Linked DNA regions of Homo sapiens: regions 2 and 3 are each linked to region 1. The links are chromatin contacts, found by Hi-C or POLR2A ChIA-PET in ENCODE. All regions are on one chromosome and are shown on one strand. The core of a region is the stretch at or near the end of the contact, and the rest is flanking DNA. Distances in the headings are between cores, read along the strand shown. Region 1 holds the start of DONSON (DNA replication fork stabilization factor DONSON). Region 2 holds the start of MRPS6 (mitochondrial ribosomal protein S6). Region 3 holds the start of IFNAR1 (interferon alpha and beta receptor subunit 1).

Region 1 (4,275 bases), core at 494-2,993:
AGCATTCTTTTATATCACAATAAAATATCAGAGAAGGGGGAACTATCTTGGATAGACCATAAGAAGGTCACTTATTTACAAGAGAAACTGGGTCTTGGAGAACTCTTCTAGCCTGTTCCCATTAGGACAAACCGCATTTATCAAACTACACAGCACAATGGTAGTAGTTGGGGAATGGAAACGTGTGTGTGTTAGGGGAGAGGAGCAACGAGGTTCAGTGCTATGCCACAACCTGTGGAGGTGGGCCAGGAGGGCTGGCTCTGAGTGATGAACTGGAGAAGTCAACTGCCCAAAGAAGAGTGGTAAAAACTGTTAGAGAGTAAAAGAAAACCCCCACGTCTATCAGGCCTATTTTAGCGCTGGCTATCTTTACAGTCATCATTACTGTATCAAACCAACTCCTTTACCTTGGCTGATGCGGTATTTTCATCCCTGGTTGAGATGATCAAGCCTCTCTGTAAAACTACTTTCCAAGCAAAATGCTTCTGAGAAGTATAAATGTATTTTTAAAAATAGGCTCAAATCCTATGAAAAAAAAGTTTATACAAATACACATTCTAATGATATTTAAAAAGTATTACCTGAGGTAATTCAGTAACAGTTGTTCTTTCAGGAAACTTCTCTTCCCATAGCAAATCATTTTCTTGATTAGAATCTAAAAACTGAGGTTAAATATATTCTCCTTTAAAATTTAAAGGATGCTGAAGTTTGCGTTAAATATGTACAGAGCCTCACCTGGCATACATGTTTCTCAATAAACGCAAGTACACCTAAATTCAGAGGCACCCCATCCAATCTATGAGTTTCAACACTTCAGTTTTGTGTCTGAACTTTAGTATCAAAATTGAGGGGAACAGGGACCGGCGTTTCAAACCGAAAGATCCAAAAGGCTTTGGGTAAGACAGATGCTAGTGAATTCTGACCCCACGAATCCTCGACATTCCCCCATCTCCAGAATAATTTGGAGTGCGTGAGAGAAGGGAGGCCCTAAATCACGGGGGAAGCAGGGCTTGTCACCTGCCCCATCGAACAGCGTCCTTGCAAGATGGGGGCTCTCAGGGTTTTTCGAGCTCTTTTCCAAGTCACCTCTAAGTCCTCTCCAAGGGGCTCCTCGCTGCCCTCTGGGGCCCCCTCACTTTCCTCGGGAACGCGTCCCGTGAGCACAGCCCGCAGCGGGGTAGCCAGGGGAGCGCTCTTCCCACAAACCCGGCCTTGCCAGAATCGCGGCTCCCAGGGCGGGGTACCCTAAGGCCACGGGCGGCCGAAGTCTTCGCGCCCATTTCCTTGCCTCGAACGCGAGGACTTTCCATCCCCCATTCACAGCTGGCTCAACCCACGAAAGACAAGAGCCCCTTGGCGGCCAGGCTACAAGACACTCACCGGGACCGGGGCCTCCGGCTGCTCGCGGGCCGGCCCGTCGGGGGGCTCCGCGGCGACCCGCGGTCGGTTGTCCAGGCGGGCGAAGGGGTTCCTCCGAGCAGCGGCCGGGCCGCCGCCGCTGCCACCGCCTCTGCCCCCCGCAGCAGGGAAAGGGCGAAGAGGCAGCCCCGCCACCAGGGCGGCTCGGCGGGCCGCCGGCTCCGTCAGCTCACGGGGCGGGGAGGCGGCAGCTCCACGGCTCCGGGCCCTTTTCCGTCGGAGCCGCACTACCTCGGGCGGCTTTCGGAAGCCCGGTGAGTAGCCGGGCACCGAAAGGGCCATGACGCGCGGCGGCTGAGGGTAGCCGGCCGCCCTACAGAGACTTCCCGCGCGCGCCGGGCCCGCCCCTGACGTGGCGCCTCGCCGAGCTCCCGCCCCCGACGCGGCCCCGCCTCCGCCCCCGCCGGTTCCGAGCGGAGCATGCGCAGTGGGCAGCCCGCGAGACGCAGCCCGCAGCGGCGATCCCGGGTGGCCGTCAACGCCCACTGTCCCAGCGGTGACCCTGCCCTGGCGCTTCTGCCAGGTCCTCGGCCAGAGTCCAGTCGCCAGGTTCAGCGACGCTTCTGGAAAGTATGCGATCCAGGGCGCTGATGTGCACTACCCTGTGGGGCACCGAAATAGCTTAACTCTATTTAAGCCCGCAGCAGGGATGTGATCAGCCCGGGGTTTGGCGCCTGGATGAAAAGGAAACAAACTTGAGCTGCGGCGATGGGCTGCTGCTTCCATAAACTTAAGAGAGGGCAGTGGCTACTGCTCTCAAGAGGCGAGGAGAGGGGACTAGGCCACCTTCCTCAACCCCCAGAGAACTCAGATAAGACGTCAGCACGCTTCCTATGCCAGCGCAGCCTACCGACATCCCTCCCTTCCCCGTTCCCAGTGCCTGGTCATCTCAGACTTCCAGGCAGCTGCCACTGGCAAGTTAATGGGATCTTCTTTGATCCTGGGGAAAGCCGGAGTGAATGAATAGTTGAAAACACAAAATTTAAGTGCCTATGGGCTAAGTCTTTTAAGACTTCAAAATATACTCAAATGCTTAAATTATGACAGCAAAGACTTAAGGAAGGTGTTGAGAACGGAGTTGATACAAAATTAATACGTTACTTTGATAGCTTAGCAAAGGCCTGCAACAGCTTTTATCAAGAGTAGTGTGACTTTTGCTGAAAGCAGCAGTTTTCTTCATGGAAGGAATTTTATAGCAGGGGCAAAATATATAGAAACAATGAAAAGGTTTTTAGAAAAATTCCCTTAAGATGTTAATTATAGAATTATCTTGATCATTTGCACAAGAATTTTTCAAACACTTTTCAAATGTGTCAACTGAGCATCTTGTCTTAGCAGAGAAACGTGCTTAAAAATGCAACTTGTTTTATCTTCCTTGGTTTTTCTCAACAATTTCCAAAGAAAATTCTGGCTTCAAATACTGGAATATGTTCATCCGACTGAGGTCTGAGAAAGAAGAAAATTAAAATTGAACAACTTGCTTTTTTCTTCCTTGATTTTTCTGAACAGCTTCCATGGAAACTTTTGCCTCATACAGTGGAATGGGTTCATCCAACTGAGGTCTGAGAAGGAATGAAATTAGAAATGTCAGGTCTAGTTAAAGATAAGTAGAACAAACAGGGTGGTATATGACAAATGCTAGTGCTCAAATCTATTAGTGTATTAATTAATTTTTTGAGACAGAGTCTGGCTCTCTCATCCAGGCTGGAGTGCAGTGGCACGATCTCAGCTCACTGCAACCTCCGGCTCCCGGGTTCAAGCAATTCTCATACTTCAGCCTCCTGAGTAGCTGGGATTACAGGCATGCACCATCAAGCCTGGCTAATTTTTGTATTTTTAGTAGAGATGGGTTTCACCATGTTGGCCAGGCTGGTCTTGAACTCCTAGCCTCAAGTGATCCACCCACCTTAGCCTCCCAAAGTGCTGGGATTACAGGCATGAGCCACTGCACCCGGCCTCAAATCTATTACTTTAAGTAATTCAAACAAATTCGTCCATTAGTGTTTCCAATGTTAAAAGTGGTTAAGTTTTGAAGGAAAAAAATTATCTACTTTATTTACTCCCTCTTTTTTTCTGAGACGGAGTTTCTCTTGTTGCCCAGGCTGGAGTGCAATGGTGTGATCTCGGCTCACTGCAACCTTCACCTCCCAGGTTCAAGCAATTCTCCTGCCCCAGCCTCCCAGTAGCTGGGATTATGGGCGTTCGCCACCACGCTCAGCGAATTTTTCTATTTTTTAGTAGAGACAGTGTTTTGCCATGTTGGCCAGGCTGGTCTCGAACTCCTGATCTCAGGTGATTCACCCACTTCAGCCTCCCAAAGTGCTGGGATTACAGGCGTGAGCCACCACGCCTGGCCTACTCCCTCTTTTATAACTGATAAACATATTCAACTTTAAACAAATATACCATGGTTTTCTCTCCTTCAAGCTATTGGTTACTTCAAGTTGCTTTGGGAGGGGTGATGAGGAAAAGCAAAGGGTGAGGTACACTACATAATGGAGTGAGGAAAACTCACAAGCCACTTCTATCTCTGCGAGTACCTACTGGTGTACCACCAGATACACTTTGATAAATATTAAAGAGCAGCTATTTAAACGAAATATAAGATCAGTGCAAAAGTAAATGCAGTTTTTGCCATTACTTTCAATGGCAAAAACCACAATTATGTTTGCACCAACCTAATAATAAAATATGGAGGCAACAGGTACATGGCGAGAGCTAAAACAAAAGTGGGACTGCCTGCCTTAGCTCCCTGAAAATAGAAAAACAAACAAGAACAATGATTTGGTTACTTTAGCGTACCTGAAAACACCAGTTGATAACTTCTCCATCACATCCTTTAAGATACGTAGCTGG
Region 2 (4,275 bases), core at 446-2,945, 480 kb after region 1:
TTTTTGTGCCTACATTTCCTAATCCCTAATATGGGGTTAACAGTGCTTGCCTCTGTTTAAAAAAATTACTCAGTGATGCTTACTAAAGCATGGTAAGAAAGACTTTATTCAGGACCAACGCGATGGGTACAGGGATCAGGGAAACCCGGGGAGAGAGAGTGGGCTCCAATTCTGAATGCAGCGTCGGCAAGTAGAAATTTATGGCCATGTAAAATCACTAAGAGTAACCATCGGGGGAAGAGGGATTCTGGCTCAACCGATCTAAAGGATTCTTGTAGAACTCAGGCCAGGGTGAAAAGACATGACTGGGGGATAGAGGAAGATGAGGAACCTGATCTGCTATGAGGGGATGGGGGTTCTGTGCTAGAACTGGATTTTACAAGGAAGTGCACAGATGGGCCTAGCATGAGATTCAGAAGCCTGACTAAAGTTTGGCCAAGCAAAGAATCTTTGTCACCTCAGGGCTGTTGTGAGAATTTTAGGAGACACATCCACCAGCCTTGGCATGGGGCCTGATGCAGAGTAAGTGTTCACTAAACTTTACCTATTAACGTTAAAGCACTTTAAGTTGACAAACACTCCACGTACAGAGCTTTTAATGGGGCAAACAAGGGGCAGAGGCCTCAGCTGCAGGGTACTCAACCTCTAAGGAAGGGCGCTGGAGAAAACTGCACTTGCAGAGCCCCTGGCTGGAGGGCGGAGAACCATGTGGGTGTAAAGGGATGGCAAGGGCAGAACGTATGCCCCTGCCCACCTTAGACAGTTGCTAAAGGGTCTCCCAGGCACTCAGCCTAGCCTTTAAGTGAAAGCGGAGGAAACATTTAAAGAAATGAGATAGAGTTAAGGTGTTCGCCTGCCCTCCGCTGAAACACGTGGGGGCAGGTCAGGGGCACACCACAAATGCCCGTATCGCGCCTGTGTGTACCAGGCACCGTCCTCGGAGGTTAACGTGCAGTAACTCACTCGGGTCCCCACTTTCGGCACAGGCAGCAGGCCCAAGGTCACGCAGTGCCAAGGGACTGAGTCAGACCCGAGCCCGCGCGCCGCGGCCCACGGCCTGTGCCAGCGCGCTCCTCGCCGGGTAGGGGGCCTGGTCAGCCGCGTCAGACCTGAGAGTTGTGGCTGGGGGCGAGAGCTGCACCCCCCTACCGACCCCGGGCGGGAATGTTCCAGAACCCCTGCGAGCAGCCGTTGGCCGCACAGCCCCCGGGCCGGCCGCGACCCCGCCTTGCGCCGCGAAGGTCCCTAGCTCCGGGGAGTCGCGGGCGAGGGGCACGCGCACGGACGAGACCGCACCGCAGCGCACGCGCACTGGCGGGCACTCACTCGCCCGCCGCCCGGGAGGAGAAGGAAGGCATGGAAAGTTCCAGCCGGTTCGAGAGCTAGGTAGCAGGCATGGCAGGAGGCGGGGTAGGGGCAGGCAGGGTCGCGAGGGGGCGTGCGGCCGCCGCGAGCCGCTCTGGGCCGCGTCTGCAGCACCGCCCCTAGCCGCGGCCGGCGGGCTGGGCTGGGGTCGGGGCGGGGGCGGTGCGGCGGGTGCGGGGCTGCGGAGGGGGCGTGGCGGCCGCCCGCGGGCGGAGAGGGGGCGGGGCGGCGGCAAGGCGCGCGGGCGGGGCGGGGCGCGCCGAGGGGGCGTGGCGCGGCGTCTGCGCAGCTGCCAGCGCCTTTAAGCCCGGGCTCGCGCTCTCGGACCGTGCTTTCGCCGCCTGGGAGCCGTCCGGCGCAGCAGTTTCTAGGTCCCCACTGTCCCCGCCGTCCCGCCCCTTCGCGTCCCGGGAACCGGCTGGCTTCCGAGCCGCACTCGCCGATCCTCCAGGCATGCCCCGCTACGAGCTGGCTTTAATCCTGAAAGCCATGCAGCGGGTAAGTGACCTTCCCTCAGAGCCGGTCTTCCCGCGCGGGCGCCCCCGCTGCCGCTAGGCCGCCGTCCCCCGCGCGCCCTGGCCGCGGGACCCCGGGCCTTCCTGCACTCCTCGGAGGAGGCCGGGGCGGCGGGCGGGCGGCGGGCGTCCGCGGGAAGGGGGCGCGCGTGGGCCGGCCGGGCCCGGCCGCGTGCGCGCGGGAGGCGGGGGTGTGCCTGCGCGTGTGCGCGGTCCGGGAGGGTGTGCCTCGCAAGCGGCCCGCCGGGCGGGGGGCGGGGCGGACCGAGCGGGCCCCGACCCCGATCCCGGCGCCGGCCCGCGGGAGTCCAGTGGAAGGTCCGCGGGAGGACACGCGCGGGCGCCCAGCCCGACTCCGGCCCGTCCCCGCCAGTCGTGAAGCTGCCTCGTCGCCGGCCCCGCCGCCGCCGCCTGGTCCGTCCCGCTCCGCCGCCCGCCGGCTGCCGCCGACCGCCTCCGCTCTAGCGCCCGCCGGCCGCCCGGAACGTCCGCGCCCAATAAAGCGTTCCTCCAAAGCTTGTTTGTGCCGTTGTCTGTATTCCAGTCTCTTGCAATCGCTCTCATGTTAAAAAAAAATCTTTTGACTTTTCTTTTTCTGACTTCAGCGAAAATCCCGCTCCGGGTGCCCTTAGCCCAGTTTCATTCATCCAAGTTGTGGCCTTTCTTGCGCCTCCAGAAGACACTTTCTTCCCCCTGCTTTTGATTGATCTTGAGGTAGGGGATTTCAGGTTTGGAGGGATGCTAAGCGAACCAGCGGCCCCTTTCAGGTGACGGCGTGGCCAAGGACAGGGGCCCGCGGCCCGGAGGCAGCTCACTTCGTCCTCTGTCCTGGGTCATGTACTCCTCAAGTCGTCGCCGAAATCCCCATTCTCCCGTGAATTCGGAATTCGGTAACGTAGTTTGGTGTTATGTTTTTTTTTCTCCACCAGGTGTAATAAAACAAAAATCATTGTACCACGTCCGAACTTTGTAAGCACAGCTTCCTACAGCGCTAGAGGAGTGGACGCATTTTTACGTTTGAAATTAGGCTCCAGGTCAATTGCGAGGAGTATTACCAAGTTTGGTTGAACTTAAGCTCAATTGATAAACTAACAATCACGGAGCGTCGGGAGATTGTTAGGAAGTGTGCTTTGCATATTGTTAACTGGGAAGGGACGCCAGTGCCTCTCTATGAGGTCCAGACAGCCTGGCCAGGCATGCCATTGTGTCCCCCAGCTTGTTCTTCATGGATTTGGAAGAAGTTAAGATAGTATCTGTTCAGCCTCTTGAATATCCCTTTTGGCCCTCCTCCTTGCTTACCAGCATATGTAACTCCGAAAGGATAGGAGCAGTGAAAACAAAGCATTATTAAAAGGGAAGATTTTTAATTAGGTGGAAGTTGTTTAAGCCCTCCCTTCAACTTACGTGTTTTAGGGAATGTGGAACCTGGGAAATTCGTTACTGAAATTCCTTTTGTTTACTTTCCTTGTCTTGGGGAGGTAGCAGGTGACACTGAAAGAGGCAACCTGTAGGCAATAATATTTGCTCATTCTGTAACCCTTTGAAACCTTTGAAATGAAGACTTGCCCTCCCCTTTGTTTTTGCCATAGTTGCCAAGTATCTTGGTTAACATGGCTGCAAGTATTAAGTGTATTTCTTTTACCATTTTTTTTTATGTCCTGTAATAACATAGCCTTTGGATGTGGAGCACCCATTTTTCACTCTAGTTCAGATCAACAGAGCGTAATTTGGTTAAAATAATAAATAACCTTCCTTGAAATCTTCGCATGAGGGAAGGGGGGCAAAAAAAAGAAAAAAAGCCCTAGAAAGTAGATAATAAAGGTGAACTGCCTCTTGGAGAAAGAGGCCCCATGGCAGTAGATAGAAGGTTGTAACAGTGGTGACTTATGTACAATGGCGAAGTTATGTTGAGGAGATCCTTGACCTAAATAAAGTAATATTAAACAATAGCTTCTCAGTTATTTGTTCAAAAACCTATCTGTAGCTTGTAAATGTGGCACAAACACAAAGACTTCCAGGTTTTAGACCAGTTTGCTTGCTTTCAGTTTAGGAAAATAGGATTCTAAAATAGGATGAATGTTTGGGGGGAAACGAATTTAAAAAGTTAACTCTAGGCTTATGAAATGAAAAATGCGACTGTGAGCTTGCACACCGGTAGCAGGCCTTGGAGAAACCACAGTTCTAACCCGAGGCACTTTGTGCTTCTGTTGCAAGAAGGGTATTGAAGCTCCTCAGTTCAAAGTTGCGTATCTTCCACGTTTTTAGATTCTTAAGTGTATACCTCTTTACCCCTTTAATATGATGTATTTTCCTTTCCTCCCCAAATCATTTGTGCATCTTGGAATTGAGGAAAATGCTGTGTTAGGCAACTTTAACAGCGGATATGGAAGTTAAG
Region 3 (4,275 bases), core at 595-3,094, 260 kb before region 1:
ATACATGGCATATATATATATGGCATATATATATATGGCATATATATATGGCATATATATATATGGCATATATATATGGCATATATATATATGGCATATATATATGGCATATATATATATGGCATATATATATGGCATATATATATATGGCATATATATATGGCATATATATATATGGCATATATATATGGCATATATATATGGCATATATATATGGCATATATATATGGCATATATATATGGCTATAGAGATGGCATATATATATGGCATATAGAGATGGCATATAGAGATGGCATATAGAGATGGCATATAGAGATGGCATATAGAGATGGCATATAGAGATGGCATATAGAGATGGCATATAGAGATGGAATATAGAGATGGAATATATATGGCATATAGAGATGGAATATATATGGCATATAGAGATGGAATATATATGGCATATAGAGATGGCATATAGAGATGGAATATAGAGATGGAATATAGAGATGGAATAGATATGGAATATAGAGATGGAATAGATATGGAATATAGAGATGGAATAGAGATGGAATATAGAGATGGAATATAGAGATGGGATATAGAGATGGGATATAGAGATGGGATATAGAGATGGGATATAGAGATGGGATATAGAGATGGGATATAGTGATGGAATATAGAGATGGGATATAGAGATGGAATAGATATGGAATATAGAGATGGAATAGATATGGAATATAGAGATGGAATAGATATGGAATATAGAGATGGAATATAGAGATGGGATATAGAGATGGGATATAGAGATGGAATATAGAGATGGGATATAGAGATGGAATATAGAGATGGGATATAGAGATGGAATATAGTGATGGGATATAGAGATGGAATATATAGATGGAATATAGAGATGGAATATATAGATGGAATACATATATATTCCATTGCATTGTTCTTTACAAACATTCATTTAATTATGTAATTGCTAATTAATTGCTTGGTTGTTATAACAACGAAGTATTTGATTCCTTATTTTATCTCATCATTTAAATTTTATTTCGCATATTTTCACAATGCACTGGATCTATTACTGAGGAATTTAATTAAATAATCATTCGAACCATGGGCTCGAATTGTTTACTGATAAAGCCCGACGACCAAAACAGCCTAGCGACTGCTGTTTGGAGCCCCTCGGCCCAGGGCCCGTGGCTGTTCTCTCCAAGGGACCATCTCGCCCCTCAGCCAAGTCGCCCGGAAAACGAGCGCTCGACCGCCTCTGCCCCGCTCTCGCTCTGCACACAGCAACGGTCTGGTCGCTCAGCCACTTCCTCCTTCCAGCCTCATCTGGTTCCCAGGCCGCTGGGGACTCCCAACGCCACTGTCCAAGACTCTAGGGTCAGCAAGCGCCCCGGGCGGAGAAGGGCGAGGACGAAGAGCGCCGGGCCGCGACCAGGAGCCCACCCGCGCCCTCCGACTGCAGACATGGGGAAGAGACGCGGGAACTCCAAAGTCGCTGGGTCTGCGCAGGTGTGTGCCGCGATCCTGTGAAGGTCAAGGCCTCCTGTGAGGGGGAGTCGTCCTGGAATGCGATGGTGAAGTGCTCCAGACCGGCCATAGGCCGGAAAGAGTGAGGAAGAAGAGAATGCAGGAGGCCTGCGATTTCTAAGGCGCGCGCGCACAGGGGTGCTGCAATTAGGATGGGGCAATGGGAGCTTGGAGAAGGGGTGCTAGCTAGGAGGAAAGGCGCGTGCGTGGAGGAACGGCGCGTGCGCGGAGGGGCGGTGTGTGTGTCAGAAGAGGCGGCGCGTGCGTAGAGGGGCGGTGAGAGCTAAGAGGGGCAGCGCGTGTGCAGAGGGGCGGTGTGACTTAGGACGGGGCGATGGCGGCTGAGAGGAGCTGCGCGTGCGCGAACATGTAACTGGTGGGATCTGCGGCGGCTCCCAGATGATGGTCGTCCTCCTGGGCGCGACGACCCTAGTGCTCGTCGCCGTGGCGCCATGGGTGTTGTCCGCAGCCGCAGGTGAGAGGCGGGGAGGAGAGTCTTGGCGCAGGGCGGGAGGTAGGGCACGCAGCTGGGCTACGGGGGCGGCGATGCTGTTGGGGGCGACAGACGCCCAGTCTGGGAAACCTTCGGTCCACTTTGCCGCGCCAAAGATTAAACCCGACCTGGGCTCGCAAATCAACCAGGAGAAAGTGGTGTTCTGGGTCCTCTCTTGCCGCTTGCCTGTGGCCGTGTACGGGTCCTCGGGAGCGCCCGGGTCCCACCCCCGTGAAATGGCGGTGCCAGAGCTTTGTGTCGAGTTTGATTCTTTCCGGGAAAGTACCGCGGCTCCGCTGGTCTGTTTGATAATAAACAAAACATTTCCCGAAATGCATTTCCTCAATCTGGTGAATAGGCGCCCAGTCCCACGGGGGAGTGAGCTAAGTGTGGCCAGGATTTCTCTGCCCTCAGGATTCATACAGGCCAATAAAAAATGACAGTCGGAGTGACTGAAGCATAATTGTCAGTTCTCGAGGTTTACTAAGCCTGCTTCAGGGCGCATCCGGGAAAAACGTGAGCCACAAACACGTCTGTGACTGGTTTTCCAGAGGTTTTCAGGAGGTGGGGCAGGAAGGCAGTAAGGCAAATAGTTCTGTGAGAATTTAGTTAGTGCCCAAGAAATCTGTATTTTAAGATACCATGAGTGTCTTGAAGAGAAAAAGAGAGTAAAGGGAGTCAGTTATGCAGATGCCTCTGGGTAGATGGAGTCTTGACTTTGTTTTGCACCTGAGAAGATAAGCTTGTAATTGACATGGTCAGTGTGGAAGGCCTGAACTAGTTTTTCAGATTAACTTTGGAATGCCATTTGTTGAGAGGAGAGGTCCATTCACATTGTTGGGGGGCTTAGAATTTTATTTTTGGTTTACTTAACTACCTACTTTTTTCCCAAAGAAATAATCATGTTCAAAACTCAATGAAATGTTATCTCAATGAGATTGTAATGTTGCTCAGTCTTTCAGAAGTCATAAAAATAGTCATACTTTTTAAACTAGTAAATGCAATTCTAGGACCCAAGACTAAGAAAACTGTCCAAAATATGGGAAGACATTTTTATTTATACTTTTTTTTTTTTTTTTTTGAGACAGCCTGTTGCCCAGGCTGGTGTGCAGAGGCGTGATCTCAGCTCACTGCAACCTCTGCCTCCCAGGTTCAGGCGATTCTCCTGCCTCAGCCTCTTGAGTAGCTGGAATTACAGGTGCACGCCACCACATCCGGCTATTTTTTGTATTTCTAGTAGAGATGGGGTTTTGCCATGTTGGCCAGGCTGGTCTCGAACTCCTGACCTCAAACAATCCACTTCAGCCTCCCAAAGTGCTGGGATTACAGGTGTGAGCCACCACGCCCGATCTATTTATGTTTTAGACTTTAGTTTTAGGAACTAGACTTAGGTTGTAGACCTGAAGTTACAGTTGGCATCCCCTTGTTTATGGGAGACCAGCAAAGAATTGACTTATGAATGATCTGTCAGGGTAGCCCTTCGCAGATGGCTGAGTCTTTTTATCCTTCCTTGGGGATTTGGCTGAAGCATAATGCTAGTAACAGCCATTCGTTTGGAAGAGGGTGTTGCAGTCACTTGGCCTCTGGGCTTAACTAACTTCCCTTTTGCGTAAGAAAGTTGGGAGAGGTCCTGAGATTTTTTTTTTTCTTTTACAAAAATAATAAAAGAAAAATACAAAGGCAGGGCGTCACCAGGCTAATTTGCTGAAATTCTTCATACTTACTTGGGATGCATGGGGGAATGGCAACTATTACAAGGTTGATAGAGAGTGAGAGGTAATTTTGTAGTGAGGAGGGGTACCCAAAGAGAATCAGGGCTAGCATCCCAGTGCAGGAGTCCAGGTGGTCTGTGAGCCTGCAAGTGAGTTCAAAATACTTTACCTGTTGGCTTAGGAAACCATATACCTGTGTGGTACATGATATCCTATTTCTCAAACTTTTCCACAAATATGTAGTATACTTTTCCTAGGATGTGGGTACTAGGGTCCTGGTGCATCCCATAGTAATTTCTTTGAAGTCTTTTGTTTATGAAAAACTTGCATTAAACTCATGTTTGGTTTGATGTGAAAAAAGCTTTCCCAGAATTTTCATATAAAATTGACATTCCAGGAGGGTGTGCATTAAGAAATTAATTTAAAATTAGGTTAGCGGACAGGTGGCAAGATATAATTTATAGGCATTTATCATTTCTTAAGCTCTTAGCTGTGTGCCAGGCAGTAATCTAAGTGTTTTAAAGGTATAAACTCATTAA

Evidence for each region. Hi-C counts contacts between places; a loop is a spot of excess contacts on that map. ChIA-PET counts read pairs that join two places held with the same protein, here RNA polymerase II (POLR2A). Pooled maps may share reads with other maps.
Region 2: a pooled map shows a loop between it and region 1 (8-fold over the local background). The contact joins the promoter of MRPS6 here to the promoter of DONSON in region 1. A Hi-C loop is called at or near these places in 7 of 50 pooled maps. POLR2A ChIA-PET finds 5 or more read pairs at or near these places in 2 of 52 experiments (GM10248 and GM12878).
Region 3: a loop to region 1 is called in a map of gastrocnemius medialis, with 15 times the contacts of the local background. The contact joins the promoter of IFNAR1 here to the promoter of DONSON in region 1. A Hi-C loop is called at or near these places in 1 of 168 maps with a recorded cell type or tissue (gastrocnemius medialis), 3 of 37 single-sample maps with no recorded cell type and 11 of 50 pooled maps. POLR2A ChIA-PET finds 5 or more read pairs at or near these places in 6 of 52 experiments (A673, H1, HEK293 and 3 more).

Annotation. Positions count from the first base shown.
Region 1 is chr21:33,586,941-33,591,215 of GRCh38, forward strand. It overlaps DONSON (DNA replication fork stabilization factor DONSON), which reads right to left and starts at 1,744. Exons shown (of 10, transcript NM_017613.4): 1 at 1,381-1,744; 2 at 582-662. The coding sequence starts at 1,701. It overlaps CRYZL1 (crystallin zeta like 1), which reads right to left. Exons shown (of 13, transcript NM_145858.3): 12 at 4,222-4,267; 13 at 2,401-2,981. The coding sequence ends at 2,882. RefSeq lists a silencer at 1,285-1,974 and an enhancer at 1,433-1,932.
Region 2 is chr21:34,071,883-34,076,157 of GRCh38, forward strand. MRPS6 (mitochondrial ribosomal protein S6) reads left to right here and starts at 1,696. Exons shown (of 3, transcript NM_032476.4): 1 at 1,696-1,863. The coding sequence starts at 1,819. It overlaps SLC5A3 (solute carrier family 5 member 3), which reads left to right and starts at 1,696. Exons shown (of 2, transcript NM_006933.7): 1 at 1,696-1,863. RefSeq lists silencers at 1,144-1,663, 1,954-2,353 and an enhancer at 1,607-2,557.
Region 3 is chr21:33,323,126-33,327,400 of GRCh38, forward strand. IFNAR1 (interferon alpha and beta receptor subunit 1) reads left to right here and starts at 1,845. Exons shown (of 11, transcript NM_000629.3): 1 at 1,845-2,006. The coding sequence starts at 1,931. RefSeq lists promoters at 549-1,832, 1,186-1,856, enhancers at 869-1,771, 1,059-1,268, 1,489-1,538, 1,772-2,673 and cis regulatory regions at 1,277, 1,768-1,777, 1,834.